Regions from separate parts of the Homo sapiens genome. Here region 2 is linked to region 1. A link is a loop called in an ENCODE intact Hi-C map of the cell type or tissue named here. Cell type or tissue: right lobe of liver. All regions are shown on one strand.

Region 1 (8,000 bases):
CACTTGAGGTCAGGAGTGTGAGACCAGCCTGGGCAACATAACGAGATCTTGTCTCTGCAAAAAATATTTAAAAATTAGTTGGCTGTGGTGGCAAGCACCAGTAGTCCCAGCTACTCAGGAGGCCAAGGTGGGAGGATCACTTGTGCCCCGGGAGTTCTAGGCTGCAGTAAGCTGTGATCCTGTCACTGTGCTCTAGCCTAGGCAACAGAGTGACACCCTATCTCTTTTTTTAAAACAGATATATTAAGTCTTTTTTACAAAAGTGAATTTCAATAACTTCAATATCATAGGGTAACCTGGAATCAATTATAAAAAGATTCTCTCCCTCTTTCCTTTCTTGAATTTTTTTAATCAGCAGAAAAGATATTTATGTACAATGAATGGGTAAGAATAGCACAGCATACAGGTGAAGTTGAAAGATTTCGGAAACAAAACGCTGAGTCCTATGGAGACAATGGGTAAGAGAAAGTGGAAAGTGAGGGGTCCAGAGGTTGCCATGCCACCCTTGCACCTATGTGCCACGATCTGTATAATTGGCAGAGGGACTCCAACATGGCCCGACTTTCTCCTCCTTATTATTAGCATGGTGGTGTTTCTGGGTCTCTTCCTCTCCAACACTGCCCTTCTTCCCAACCCCAAGAGAAAAAAAGGCCATAAACCCTACTTGGAAGCTAAAACCAAAAAATATCCAGGATGAAAGTATGTTTTCCTTTGCAGGTCTTATGCAAAGGAAAAGGCATAGAAAGGTAATGGTCTGAATGCCTTCCAGTAGTCAATGGTCGATCCAAGGAATGCAAAGGGGCAGAGGAGGCAGAATCTACCTCTGCCTGGCAATGGAGTAAACCTAGACACGCTGCTGAAACCCACTGGACATCAGGACTGAACAACGAAGAGGTTAAATTACCTCCCCAGGGCTCTCCCAGCATTCCATCCAGGGTTCCCATCCACCAGCACTGACGCTACTTGGCAGTTTTGAATAAACAATACAACATCTCAACTATTGTTAAACTACAATGGGAGGCCTCCAGCGTCATGTGGAAATTATTTTTAAAATGAAAGCTTTTTCATCAACTGCATGAAAAAGCACTTAATAAATCCAGAAACAGTCTAAAAGGATTATGTGGACAAGTCAAAATGTGATTTTGATGGACTAAGTGGATTGCTGAGACACATCATGACATTTAAAACCAAGTGCAGAAACTGAACTGTATTTCATTTGTTAAAACGCTTAAGATTATAAAGGAGTGATACATTTGGCAAGGTAGCCAAGGTTCTTGAAAGAATCAGCAGCGCCGCAAAAGGACATCGAGGAGCTCAATGCAGCTAATTTAAGCAGACCTGCTCCTGAGAGGTGAACCAAGCTTGGTAAGTTTTTTAAGTTCACGTCCGTTTCTCACCCACATTCAATTGGCGGGGGTGGGGGGGAAGTTCTGAAAGCTTCCATGAGATAATCCTTTAAAATAGTCTCTAGAGGCAGCGGCAGCAGCAAATTATTCATTCCTACCTTGCGTGAGTTAAGCGTGACAGAAAAACTCTCTCAAGCAGAGTTTGAAGTGCTCAGGGTTCCCGCCTTGCAATCAGAAGTTAAGACCTACCAGGAGATTGAGATCAGCCTGGCCCACGTGGCAAAACCCTGTCTCTACCAAAAAATATAAGAAATTAGCCAGGTGTGGTGGCGGATGTCTGTAATCCCAGATACTCAGGAGGCTGAGGCAGGAGAATCGCTTGAACCTGGGAGGCAGAGGCTGCAGTGAGCCAAGATCACATCACGGCACTCCAGCCTGGGCGACAGAGTGAGATTCTGTCTCAAAAAGAAAAACAAAAAGTTAAGACCTGCAAACAGCGAATAGAATACAAAAGCCTAATTCAGTGCTGGCATATGAAGCATCAATCCATAAAAATGGCTGGTTAGTTTCCGAAGTTTTGATCTGGTGTCATATAGCCTAAAGAACAAAGAATTTACAGGAAATGATTTTAGGAGCCTGGAAATTTTAATTCCATCTCAGATACTGTTATTTCCTTTTAATAGTAAAATCTACGTAACTATTGATTTGACAAGTTTTTCATTTGGCTGCCTGTGCTATTAATCATCACGGAACTTTAGTCCAAAATTCAAATCAAACATCACCATACACGCCTCACTTCCAGGTCCCGGGTACATGTTGTTCGTTTCTGGTTATTCTAGTGTAGACTCCTTGCTTACTTTGGAATTTTGGCAGGAATTGTTCACCATTTCTGAAAAATCATATCACTGACCACCTAACCGCTTGTAGTGTTTGAGTCACTAGCTTTTCATCATGGTAATTCCACACACATGTAAGCATCCAACGGTTTCATTCCATCTTCCAGTAAGTACAGTTTTGTGTGAGCAATGAATATGAAAAGGTAAAAATGGCCTTCTTTAATTTCTCCTTACATTGCAGGTAGGACATTATATTGACTTTTTAAGCATGCATGAATAGATGTATTATATTGGCTATGTGATACTCATTTCAGGGTAGAAAAAAGATAATAAAAATATTTCTTATGACTGAGAAGCACTGACCTACAGGTTATGCCAGCACTTCCCCAGTGACGATGATAATGTCATCAGTGACCTTGATGATGATTTCCAGCAGAGAAGGCGGTGCAGGTGAAACTGTCCCCCACCTTAAAAATCAGCTTTTGGCAGGGCACAGTGGCTCATGCTTATAATCCCAGCACTCTCGGAGGCCGAGGCAGGAGGATCATAGGAGCCAGGAGTTCAGGACCAGCTCAGGCAACATCTCTACAAATAATTGTAGAGATACCCCATCTCTACAAATAATAATTTTTTAAAAAATTAGGCCAGGCGTGGTGGCTCACGCCTGTAATCCCAACAATTTGGGAGGCCGAGGTAGATGGATCACTTGAGGCCAAGAGTTCAAGACCCGTCAGGCCAACATGGTGAAACCCTGTCTCTACAAAAATACAAAAATTGGCCGGGCATGGTGGTGGTCACCTGTAGTCCCAACTACTTGGAAGGCTAAGGCAGGAGAATCGCTTGAGCCTGGGAGGCGGCAGTTGCAGTGAGTCAAGATTGCGCCACTGCACTCCAGCCTGGGTGGCAGAGCAAGACTCCATCTTGGAAAAAAAAAAAAATAGCCAGATGTGGTGGTGCACACCTGTAGCCCCAGCTACTCTGGAGGCTGAGGTCAGAAGATGGCTTGAGCCCAGAAGTTTGAGGCTGCAGTGAGCCATGAACATGCCACTGCACTCTAGCAGCCTGGACAACAAAGCAAGACTTCATCTGGAAGAAAAAAAAAAAAAAAAAAAAGCAGCATTTTTCTTTCTTCTAAGAACTACTAAAAATATATGTGAACATAGACCCTTTCTCCACAATGCTCATAGATTTGGATTTGCTGACCAGACTAAAACAACGTCCAGCGTTTCCTCATCTCTTTGTGGTAGGGTGGGTGAAGCTAAACAATCCCACTAATACTGAATGCTGCCTTCATTCAAAGACGACTGCATCCTCACACTCTTAAGTACAATAATGAAAATGAAATTAAAGTAAATGGACTTACATGTATTTCTCTTTAATTCAGGTTCACCCATATGTTTCTAAACATTAGACTGCAAAAAGTGCAAGAGTCCAAGGTCAGAGCTTAGGGCCTGGAGATCCATCAGATTCCCTGTTTAATCATCAGCAAGTCACCTACTCTCTGTGTGTCCAAGTCATCTAGCTGTAAAATTTGGATCCTATTTGTCTGTTACCTCTTGACCCAGGCACAGAGTATAACCTAAGAAAACATTCTGAGCTACCTAATTGTTTTGGATTCTATTACATATTTTTTTCAAAACAAATTCTACATAATTTAGTGTTTTATGGTAACCAGTACAATATAAAAAAATGTAAGGCCAGGCGCAGTGGCTCATGCCTGTAATCCCAGCACTTTGGGAGGCCAAGGTGGGTGGATCACCTGAGGTCAAGAGTTCGAGACCAGCCTGGCCAATATGGTGAAAGCCCATCTCTACTAAAAGTACAGAAATTAGCTGGGTGTGGTGGCAGGTGCCTGTAATTCCAGCTACTTGGGAGGCTGAGGCAGGAGAATCACCTGAATGCAGGAGACTGAGGCTGCAGTGAGCCGAGACTGCACCATTGCACTCCAGCCTGGGGAACACAGCAAGTCTCCGTCTCAAAAAAAAACAGAAAGATTTAGAACTCTTTAAGGTCTTTTTCTCCTTATATAACATATGCAGAAATAATGGTGCTATTGAAATTAGAATGGACCAAGTGTATAACCCAGATACACAAGAAACTTCCAGTTTCTCATTCAGTGCTTGAGATACCTTAAGATGATCAAATCACAAATGCTCAGTTAAGTCCAATCAGATCTCAAGGCAAGATCTCAGGCAGGGTCAGCTTAGTACCTATAGAAGGCATCAGAAAGTAACTTTCCAATGTCACCTAAATGCCTTCCCTGTTGGTGCTGAGAGATTTCAGGATACAAGGAAGAATGAAGTACCTTTAAAATGAAGCAGGCCGGGCATGGTGGCTCATGACATGACTGTAATCCCAGCACTTTGAGAGGCCGAGGCGGGTGGATCACCTGAGGTCAGGAGTTCGAGACCAGCCTGGCCAACATGGTGAAACCCCATCTCTACTAAAAAAATACAAAAACTAGCTGGGCATGTTGGCATGCATCTGTAGCTCCAGCTACTAGGGAGGCTGAGGCAGAAGAATTGCTTGAATCCAGGAGGCAGAGGTTGCAGTGAACCAAGATTGCACCACTGCACGCCAGCCTGGGCAACAGAGCAAGACTCCATCTCAAAAAAAAAATATTAATTAATTAATTAAAATGAAGCAACACAGAGGTATTTTAAGGTCCACTCAGTGCTTTCTTTTCTGTTCTTTTATTTTCTTTTTCTTTTCTTTTCGAGACCAGTTCTCACTCTATTGCCCAGGCTGGAGTGCAGTAGCACAATGATGGCTCATGGCAGCCTTGAACTCCTGACCTCAAGGGATCCTCCTGCCTTAGCCTCCTAAGTAGTTGGGACTATAGGCATGAGCCTGGCAACCTTCCTTCAATTTGAACTAGCAATGCCTACTGCAAAAATTTAAGTGTTTATCAGCACTGTAAAGGGTCATTAAACTTTAGGTTACTGAGTGAAAAAACCAAAGAACATTCTTTCCAAATGCTTTTAAACTTTTATTTTACCTTTTACTTTGTAACCAAAAGAGAACATTGCTCAAAAAAATCAATTATAATCCTTGCTTCCCTGGGTTTAAGCCATTTGTTTTTCATGAAATTACTATCAATTTAAATGAAAAATAATATTAATACCTTTTAAATTCAGAGCTATACTTAAAATTTTCTTAATGTCGTTGCTAAACCAACACTTAGATCTTACTATCCCTATTAGAGCTTATAGTCTGGCAATTATAGGGATCAAACACTTTAATTTGTGAGAGAAGAAACTCATGTTTTAAAATAACCCTAACCTCCAATATTTCAACATGTTCTTTAGAAAATTCATCCCACAAAAATGGCCACTTCATTCTGTAACATGATATATCTACAAAAATCACTGTGTGTCAGAATACAATAACCACTTGGAAAGGGCTGCCTGCATTTCTAAATCATGTGTAAATCATTTGAAAGTATTTTCTCATAATGATTATGAAAGCATTAAATTCAATAGAAAACAAAGGATTCCATTCAAATGTATGTCCCTTCATTTACTTTTTAAGGTACTAAATGTATAAAATAGAATCTGGATTAACTGGAAAGAAATGAACATAAAATCTGGTTCCACTATAAATCTGAATCACTTATCCCAGAACTTTCTTCTAAAGTAAAACTCACCAGGATTGTTGGGAATCTTTTGATTATACTCCCTGGCCTGACTTTATTTAAATAACTCTTTAATTCTGACATAGCAACCATATTCATTGTTATTTTTTAAATCTGTTATGTTCTCCAGTCCCAAGCTAAACCAACACTTAGATCATTCAGGAAATGTAAAACACTGCTGGCAATCTGTTAGAAAACCCTTTAACCTTTTGTTACACATTCAGCACCATCCCTAGACACTTGTGTGGCTATTGCTCAATTGCACCTGTTATGCAGAAAACTCATACAAGAGGAGTACTATTTTAAAAAATTTACTCTTAGGTGAATCTAAAATGATTAATACTGATTATAAGAGTTTTTCTTGCCCGGGCACGGTGGCTCATGCCTGCAATCCCAGCACTCTCGGAGGCCGAGGCGGGCGGATCACAAGGTCAAGAGATCAAGACCATCCTGGCCAACATGGTGAAACCCTGTCTCTACTAAAAAAGCAAAAGTTGGCTGGGTGTAGTGGCACGCACATGTAGTCCCAGCTACTCGGGAGGCTGAGGCAGAAGAATCGCTTGAACCCGGGAGGTGGAGGTTGCAGTGAACCGAGATCACGCCACTGGATTCCAGCCTGGCGACAGAGCGAGACTCCATCTCAAAAAAGAAAAAAAAAGTTTTTCTTAAATCCAGCAACAGTATCACAAAAACTCAAGAATTTATTTAATAACAAAAACAAAAAACTAAGGCTAAAGAATAAGAAAATGTACACACTTTAACTTTTTCATTGAAAGATCTATCAGACTGCAAACCTATAAAGCCGATAAGTTTATCATTATTTCACAGGACTACAATGAGATAGCAGCATACAGAAAAATGGTAACTACTAATTAAGCTGGGATTTTTAAGATGTGAAGATGAAATATCAGGCTTATGTTTTTAAGCTTGTTATTTTGATATCACTATCAATTTACTAAAAGTTGTGTCAAATTTATAGAATAATTTGCAGGAGAATTGATATCTTTACTATGGTGTGTCTTCCAATCCATGAAATGATATGTCTCTCCATGTGTTCACGTCTTTGATTTTATCCATCAGCATTTTGTAATTTTCAGCATACAGATTTTGTATGTTTCATTAGATTTATACCTAAGTATTTCCTTTCTTATGTGCAAATACGGTTATTGTTTTCTGTTTTTGTTTTTGTTTTGAGACAGAGTCTCACTCTGTCTTCAGGCTGGAGTGTAGTGGTACTATCTCAGCTCACTGCAACCTCAATCTCCCAGGTTCAAGTTATTCTCCTGCCTCAGCCTCCGGAGTAGCTGGAATTACATGCTCCTGCCACCACGCCCAGCTAATTTTTGTATTTTTAGTAGAGAAGGGGTTTCACCATGTTGGCCAAGCTGCTCTCGAACTCCTGACCTCTGACGATCCTGCCCATCTCAACTTCCCAAAGTGCTGGGACTACAGGCATGAGCCACCATGCCCAGCCGGTTATTGTATTTTTAATTTCAGTTTCCATGGAAATGCAAATTTTGTTAGATTTACAAATGTTTGTTTCATCTAATTTTTTTTCCCAACAATATGGGGCATTTATCATTTCCCATGGATAAAGAGAATCCACTTGGAACTGAATATAGCATGCCTTTTGTTCTTTTCATCATTGGTAGGTGTAAGTGTTTAAAATTACATTCTCCTCATCAGATGCATTAAGAATCCATGCCTTCAAGGGACTGTGGTGTTGTGACAAATTAAAACAGAATTCCTTCCCGGACAGTTCATAAATCTAAAATGGAAATCATCATGGCTAAATCTATGAAGCACCCACAGAAAAAGCCCTCCAAACAAACAGAGAAATTACATTATAAACAAAAATTAATTCAGCTCACATTGTTGTTTGCTGGTTTTCTTTTATGGAAAGAAGATACCTTCCACTCCCAAAATTAGCTACTTAAGCAATGGCCAAAATATAACTATCAGTTTTAAGCTTTTAAAGCCAAAGAGTATATTGAGAGGGGATTATTTATACCATTTGAGGATTCTGAGGGGTTTTTTTAAATTTTACATTTTTTTTATTTTTTGTAGAGATGAGGTTTGTCATGTTGCCCAGGCTGGTCTTGAACTCCTGAGGTCAAGCGATCCACCCATCTCAGTCTCCCAAAGTGCTGGGATCACAGGGATGAGCCAACTGTGTCAGCCTGG
Region 2 (8,000 bases), 160 kb after region 1:
TCCTGCTCAGATGTCACCTTCATAGTGGGATCTTCCATTACCACCGAGAAGTACTCTCTCTTCCTCCTTCTGTTTTTTCTTTCTCCATACCACGTCACCATCTTATAAGTCATATTTTTCTATTTTTGAGACAGGGTCTGGCTCTGTCACCCAGGCTGGAGTGCAGTGGCAAGATCTCAACACACTGTGGCCTTAACCTCCCAGGTTCCAGTGATTCTCCTACCTCAGCCTCCCAAATAGCTGGGACTACAGGTGCATACCACCACACCTGGCTAATTTTTGTATGTTTTTGGTAGAGATGGGGTCTTGCCATATTGCCCAGGCTGGTCTCCAACTCCTGAGCTCAAGCAATCTACCTGCCTTGGCCTCCCAAAGTGCTAGGATTACAGGCATGAGCCACCGTGGCCAGCCTTAAATTGTCTACCCACCCATCACTCCCTCTTCCCTATCAATAACACATAAGCTCTGTGAGGGCAGGTATTTTGTTTACTGATATATTTCTAATACTCAGAGAGCACTAGCATACTGCAGGTGCTCAATAAATATTCACTGAATCAACAAATGACTATTTCACAATATAGCCATTCTCCTGTTTAGGTACATTTAGACACATATATTGCTTCCAATTTTGGCTGTTACAAACAATGATGTGATGGACATTTTTGTATATATGTCCTTGTGCACATGTGCGTTTATCTAGAAGTGGAACTACTGTATGATGGATTAGGCACATCTTTAATTTACTAGTTATTACCAATCCACTCTCCAAAGTGGTACTTATTTGTATTCCCACCTGCAAGGTATGTGACTCCTGTTTCACCTTGACATTACTTAACATTATCAGATTTAATTTTTTGCCAGTGTAAGACATGGTATTTCATTTTAGTTTTAATTGGCATTGACCTAGTTACTAGTGAGTTTGAACATCTTTTGTGTGTTTATTGGTCATTTTGACTTCTTCCCTGTGAATTGCCTGCTCATATTTTTTTGCCAGCATTTTTAATATATTCTGGATATCAATATTTTATCAGTTTTATGTGCAGCACGTATCTTCTACAGTGTTTATCATTGTCTCTTATAACTTTTTTTTTTTTGAGATGGAGTCTCACTCTGTCGCCCAGGCTGGAGTGCAGTGGCATGATCTCGGCTCACTGCAACCTCTGCCTCCCGGGCTCAAGTGATTCTCCTGCCTCAGCCTCCCGAGTAGCTGGGATTACAGGCACGTGCCACTACGCTCAGCTAATTTTTGTATTTTTAGTAGAGACAAGGTTTCACCACGTTGGCCAGGCTGGTCTCAAACTCCTGACCTCAGGTGATCCACCTCCCTTGGCCTCCCAAAGTGTTGGGATTACAGGCGTGAGCCACCACGCCTGGCCAATTGTCTCTTATAACTTTTTAAAAGTGGTTTTTTGATGCACAGAAGTTAGTTTCATTTCTTAAAGACAAATTATCCCATGTTAATTACATCTTAAAGGTGCTTAGAATTTTTCTTACATATATAGATTTAAAAATATATTTTGGAAAAACTACTCAGGCATTTATTTTTCAGCAAGATCTTTTACTATCTTATAGAATACATGTCTTCCATGCACAGATTTGGGGACATCCTTCTCTAAAAAAGAGGGATGGACAGGAGAGTTTTTAGGGTGTTTTTTTGTTTGCTTAAAGTTTATTTTTAGAGACAAGGTCTCACTATATTACCCAGGCTGGCCTCGAACTCCTGACTCAGGCAATTCTCCCACCTCATCCTCCCAGGTAGGTGGGAGTCCAGGCATATGGCACCACACTGTGGCTCAGGATAGGAGGTTTCTGAGCAGAGTACAGACATGATGGAAGCAGAGTATAGGAGCAGAGAATACTTCTTATTGTTCTCTTAATGTTTTATGTGGGGGATTTTGCCTCCACCATCTTGAGCTTATATAGTTGTTTAAAAAATCTTGACTGATTTACACAACAGTGGAACTTATTCCATTTGAAGGTTTCGTTTTATCCAAACATTAGAGGAGGCTGAAGTCATTCTGCATACTACTCCACCAAGAGCCTAGGAAATCCCTCTACTGAAATACATTACTTCATATATGAAAGGCTTAATGTTGTTGTAATGTTCTGGTTATTACAAAAGATTTAAGATCTGAAATGAAGTAATGGGATCCAGGCAGATATGTTCATTTTTGTTTACCTAAATGCCTGATGATTGTCAATGGATTATTAAACGCCTAAACTTTAGCATGACATAGTAGGCCATGAGCCCATAGTTCCTTCCCTCAGATTGTCAAGGAAACACTCTAGACTCCTTATCAAGTTTGATCCTTTAAAGATAGGAAAGTTAAGAGGCTGCTTCTTGAAACTCAATTCTGATCCTCTTTTTTCCTTCTCAATTACAGTCTCAGGTGGACATGTTGATAATTTAAATGATGTTTAATTTCTTCACTGATTCCAACCTTTTATTTCTTTTGACTTCTACTTATCTCAACACAATTCTACATCCTAGATTGCTAGAGTTAATAGTAAGGTTGTCTGGGCATTGTTAGCCAAGTAACATAACTTATTCAGATCAACAAAAAATGTGCTATGAGAACATAAACTAATTTAACTTCAATAAAGAATATTACCTTTTCAAATATCATATTATTAATAATGTTTTAATGAAAGAAAGTACTGAATAATTTATAAGTAATCAAACTAAGACAACATGAGAAATTACTCTAATTACTCATATTACTCTAATTACTCTAAATTACTACAAACTAAGGCAATATGAGAGAAAACTAAAGACAATTTTAAAGCATTCAACATAAATGTCTATAACTCCACATGTGTATAAAGGAAAAATAATTTTATGATAAATTACCTGATGAACAATCAGGAACAATGGTTTGTTTCACTAAGAAATGCTTGCTTTAATTTTATCACCGTCCTATAAATGCTCTATTTTATGTAATAAGGTAGCATCAATTATTTCCGTCTGCTAATAGATTTAGCTATTAAGAGAGTCATTATAGCCTGGACGCAGTAATTCCAGCACTTTGGAAGGCCAAAGCAGGAGCATTGCTTGAGGCCGGGAGTTCGAGACCAGCCTGTGCAACATAGTGAGACCCTGTCTCTATAAAGAATTAAAAAATTAGCCAGGCATGGTGGCAGCACCTATGGTCCCAGCTACTCAGGAGGCTGAAGTGACAGGATCACTTGAGCCTAGGAGGTTGCAGCTGCACTGAGCCGTGATCATGCCACTGCACTCCAGCCTGAACCACTGAGCGAGACCTGTCTCTTAAAATAAAAAAAAAGAAAACAAACCAAAGAGTAAGAGTGATGGCCCTAGTGAATAATACTGTGTCTTTTTTCACCATATCTAATAACACATCTTTCTAAAACTTGATTGAGACTATTCACCAGAAATTATAAATTGTAAACTTCACTACTGACAGTTGGCAAAGGATACACGGAAGAATTCAATTCTTCTAGCTGCAAAACAAAGAAACAAATTTATTTTTAATTTGTATAAAATAAATATAAATCGACGGTGATCTCGCCACTGCACTACAGCCTGGGAGACAGAGTGTGACCCCATCTCAAAAAATAAATAAATAGGCCAGGCACGGTGGCTCATGCCTGTAATCCCAGCACTTTCGGAGGCCAAGGCAGGTGGATCATGAGGTTAGGAGTTCGAGACCAGCCTGGCTAAGATGGTGAAACCCATCTCTACTAAAAAATACAAAAATTAGCTGGGCATGGTGGTGGGTGCCTGTAATCCCAGCTACTCGGGAGGCTGAGGCAGGAGAATCACTTGAACCCGGGAGGCAGAGGTTGCAGTGAGCCGAGATCACACCACTGCACTCTAGCCTGGACGACAGAGCAAGACTCTGTCTCAAAAAAAATAAATAAATAAAAATAAACAAAAAATAAATAGAGAGATTCATTATAGACCATAAAAAGATGGTAAATTAATTTTAACACTGTAGAACTTCTTACTCCAAAAACATGTCTGGTTCTTCGAATTTCTCTTTATCGTTTGCTAGTGTGTAATATGCTCTCTTTTTTTTAATCATTTTGCTAATTTGTGAAAAAATGTTGTTTTATTTAGCAGGAAACAAATTCTGTCTCACAAGTTGGGGCCTAGTCTCTGTTAGGTCAGACTGGAAGAACAGTAAGGGCACTCCCACATTCCAGGGAGAGAGTAAATGATAACTGGCAGGGACGTGGAATCTCTGTAAAGCACATATGGGAATTCTTAGATAGGAAGTGTACTCTAAACAGAGTCCTCTTGAGAAAATCTCCGATGGAAAATTGAAAAATTTAACAATTACTGAATTACCATCAGCATTCCAAGAACATTTTTCTTTTTTCAGACCCTACTAAATGAATCAACCTTGCAAAACTGGAAAATAAAACTAAAATATTTAATATAAAAATACATATTCCTTTCTTTTCTTTTCTTCTTCTTCTTTTTTTTTTTTTTAAGACGGAGTTTCACTCTTGTTGCCCAGGCTGGAGTGCAATGGCGTGATCTCAGCCCACTGCAACCTTCACCCCCTGGGTTCATGCGATTCTCCTGCCTCAGCCTCCCAAGTAGCTGGAATTACAGGCACCCACCACCACACCCAGCTAATTTTTTGTATTTTTAGTAGAGATGGGGTTTCACTGTGTTGGCCAGGCTGGTCTCAAACTTCTGACCTCAGGTGATCTGTCCACCTTGGCCTCCCAAAGTGCTGGGATTACAGGTGTGAGCCACCACACCTGGCCAAAAACACATATTCCTTTTCTATACTGTTTCAATTTATCATTCTTCCAGTGATAAATTGAAAAAGTAACATTTATCACTTTGTTGGTATAGTAAATTTATAAGTGACATCAAGATTTAGGAAGAGCTTCAAAGCATGTAGAAGAAGAGAAAGTCAAGGTTTTATAAGAAAATGTATAAATAAAATATTGGGGAAGTGTGCAGGGAGAAAACAATAAAATTTTTGGCAGCCGTGACTGAAAATACGCAAGGTGACATACATAAGATGGTACTGACAGGAAGAAGGAAAATAGGAAAAGATCTGAAAATCACAAATGTACCTAATTGTTTCAAAAGGCTGTACTAGAGAATACATGAATGACATTACAGCTTAAAGGGAATGTAGGGTGATCCTCCCTTTCAGAATTGGCCAAACAAATCCCTAGTTATTGTTCTTGCTATATGAGGAAAACACTAAGATCCTGTTTACCTTCTTTTGGTCTAGTGTAGATTTCTCTCCTACCTGGTCTGAAGCTCACACTAGTAGTGCCACCCCTTCAGATTACATAATACATATGGGCCATTGGCCCAGAAGGATACAATTGCACCCAGTGATGGTGAAAACCCTTCCTCTCCTTAGCATGAATTATCTTGTCAGATCACACAATCGCTCTTGGATTCAGGCCCTCCCTCTCTCCCTGCTCCCTCTCTCCCTTCTGCTGAGTGCCTATTTCTTTTAGGCAGTAACTTAGACTCCGTGTATCTAAAAATGAATAGAATATAGTCTTTTTCCTTTAGGAGCTCACTATCTGGAAGAAAATACCAATAGGGAAACAATTAAATACAATGCAACACAATACATTTTTCTACTACAATTGGCAAAGGTTGAAATGAAAAATAATATCCAGTATTAGCTAGAATTTGAGGAAACAGAGCACTGAATAGGTAACAATTTTTCTGGAGGAAAATTTAGTACTATGTACCAAAAGCCCTTTAAAAAATAAAGTGAATGCAGTTTGCTTCAGACACTCTACATCACTAAGAATTATCTAATAAAACAATCAGACAATTGTGACCATCATGGGCAATATAGGAAGACCCCATCTCTAAGAAACATATTTTGAAAAGTAGCCAGGCATGGTGGGGTGTACCTGTAGGCCCAACTACTTGGGAGGCTGAGGAGGGAGGATTACTTGAGCCCAGCAGTTCAAGGCCACAGTGGGCTTTGATCACACTAGTGCACTCCAGCCAGGGCGACAAAGTGAGAACCAGTGTCTAAACATAATAATAATTATTGGACAAATTTGCAAAGATGTTCGCACAAATATATCTATTGTAGCATTGGTTGTAATAGTGAAAATGCCACAGTGAATCCCTGAGTGTCCAGTAATAGGTGATTATATGCTACATCCATACAACAGAATACAATTATCACCATCAAGAAGGCTACAGATTTATACGTATCAAGTAAAAAATATGCCTTTGACACATATATGAGCAAAAAAAGGTTACAAAACATAAAATAGATGCGATGAAAATGGTACTTTTCCTCTGTGGTCTTTCTCCCCAAAACCTATCACCCCAGTCTAACTATGGGAAAAACATCAGAAAAGTAAATTCCAATAAAGGGGCATCCTACAATATCCCTGACCAGTACTCTTCAAAATTTCCAAGTTCTCTGTAATTAGTCTGTTTTCACACTGCTATAAAGAAATACCTGAGACTGGGTAATTTATAAAGGAAAGAGGTTTAATGGATTCACAATTCCACATGGCTGGGGAGGCCTCAGGAAACTTACAATCACGGCCAAAGGGGAAGCAAGGCACCTTCACAAGGCAGCAGGATGGAGTGAGTGTGAGAGTCCAGGAAAAGCTACCATTTATAAAACTATCAGATCTCCTGAGAATTCACTCATTATCATGAGAACAGCATGGGGGAAACTGACCCCATAATCCAATCACTTCCCTCCCTCAACACACGGGGATTACAATTCGAGATGAGATTTGGAGGGGGACACGGAGCCAAATCATATCAGTCATCAACACAGGAAACCCTAGAAACTGTCACAACCAAGAGGTCTCTAAGGAGATATGACAACAAAAAGTAATGTGGTATCCTGGATGGGATTCTAAAACAGAAAAATAACATGAGGTAAACACTAAGGAAATCACAATAATCTACAGATTTCAGCTAACAATGCATCAATATTGGCTCATTAATCGTAACAAATGTATCACACTAATGTAACACGTTAATAATGTGGTGGAATGAATATGGGACCCCCGTACTGTCTTTGCAATTTTCCTATAAGTCTAGAAGTGCTTTAAAAACTAAAGTATATTTAATGAAAAACAATATAGTGTAAACTATTTTTAGAAGATATATATTTACTGGCCGAGTGCAGCGGCTCACGCCTGTAATCCCAGCACTTTGGGAGGCCAAGATGGGCTGAGGTCAGGAGTTCAAGAACAGTCTGGCTAACATGGTAAAACCCCATCTCTACTAAAAATACAAAAATCAGCCAGGTGTGGTGGTGAGTGCCTGTAATCCCAGCTGCTCGGGAGGCTGAGGTGTGAGAATCTCTTGAACCCAGGAGGCAGAGGTTGGAGTGAGCTGAGATCACACCACTGCACTCCAGTCTGGGTGACAGAGTGAGACTCCGTCTCTACAAAATAAAAAGATATATATGCATAGGAAAAAGTGTGGAAGTGGAAAGATATATGGCAAGGTGTTAATGTTTTTCAGTCAGGTTTATTGAGTTATAATTTATAAATAATAAAATGTACTATTTTTAGTGTACAGTTCTATTAATTTTAATAAAACATATACTCATGTAACTACCACCACAATCAACATATAGGACATTCCCATTAGCCCTGATGCTTTTTGTAGCCCAGATCCTGGCAACCACTGTTTCTTTCCCTATAGTTTCGGCCTTTTCTAGGATATCATATAAATGAAATCATACAGGATGTACCCTATTGATTAAAATTGGGGTTTTCCCCTTTAGAATGTGAAATTTTGGATAATAATTTCCTTACTCTTGTTATATTGGTTATTTACATTTTCTAACTCTATAATAAACTTTACTTTTGCAATTTAGAAAAATAAAAGTAAAAAAATTATGATGGGTATTGTAATAAGAGAGGCAATAAAACTAACAGATTACATATGAGGACAATTTTTGTTTTTGATATTTAAGTTGCAGAATTACTTTACTAAGGAGTTAAATTTTATTTTTATTTTTATTTTTTTGAGATGGAATTTTGCTCTTGTTGCCCAG

The links. Hi-C counts contacts between places; a loop is a spot of excess contacts. Peaks named below come from ENCODE experiments on the same cell type or tissue, not always from the same donor. Only the 100,000 strongest peaks of a DNase experiment are listed, where the experiment ranks them.
Region 2: it touches region 1 in a loop (6-fold over the local background); 104 of 110 quality-filtered maps call a loop at or near these places.

Annotation. Positions count from the first base shown.
Region 1 is chr6:138,595,353-138,603,352 of GRCh38, forward strand. It overlaps a transcript of NHSL1 not described here. Among named protein-coding and RNA genes, the nearest start is that of NHSL1-AS1, 92 kb to the right of the region's middle. In right lobe of liver, no CTCF peak of the experiment used is centred here; DNase peaks (open chromatin) are centred at 2,147 and 3,623; H3K27ac peaks cover 4,837 bases.
Region 2 is chr6:138,753,166-138,761,165 of GRCh38, forward strand. All of the region lies in intron 2 of CCDC28A-AS1 (CCDC28A antisense RNA 1), which reads right to left. Among named protein-coding and RNA genes, the nearest start is that of CCDC28A-AS1, 17 kb to the right of the region's middle. In right lobe of liver, no CTCF peak of the experiment used is centred here; no DNase peak of the experiment used is centred here.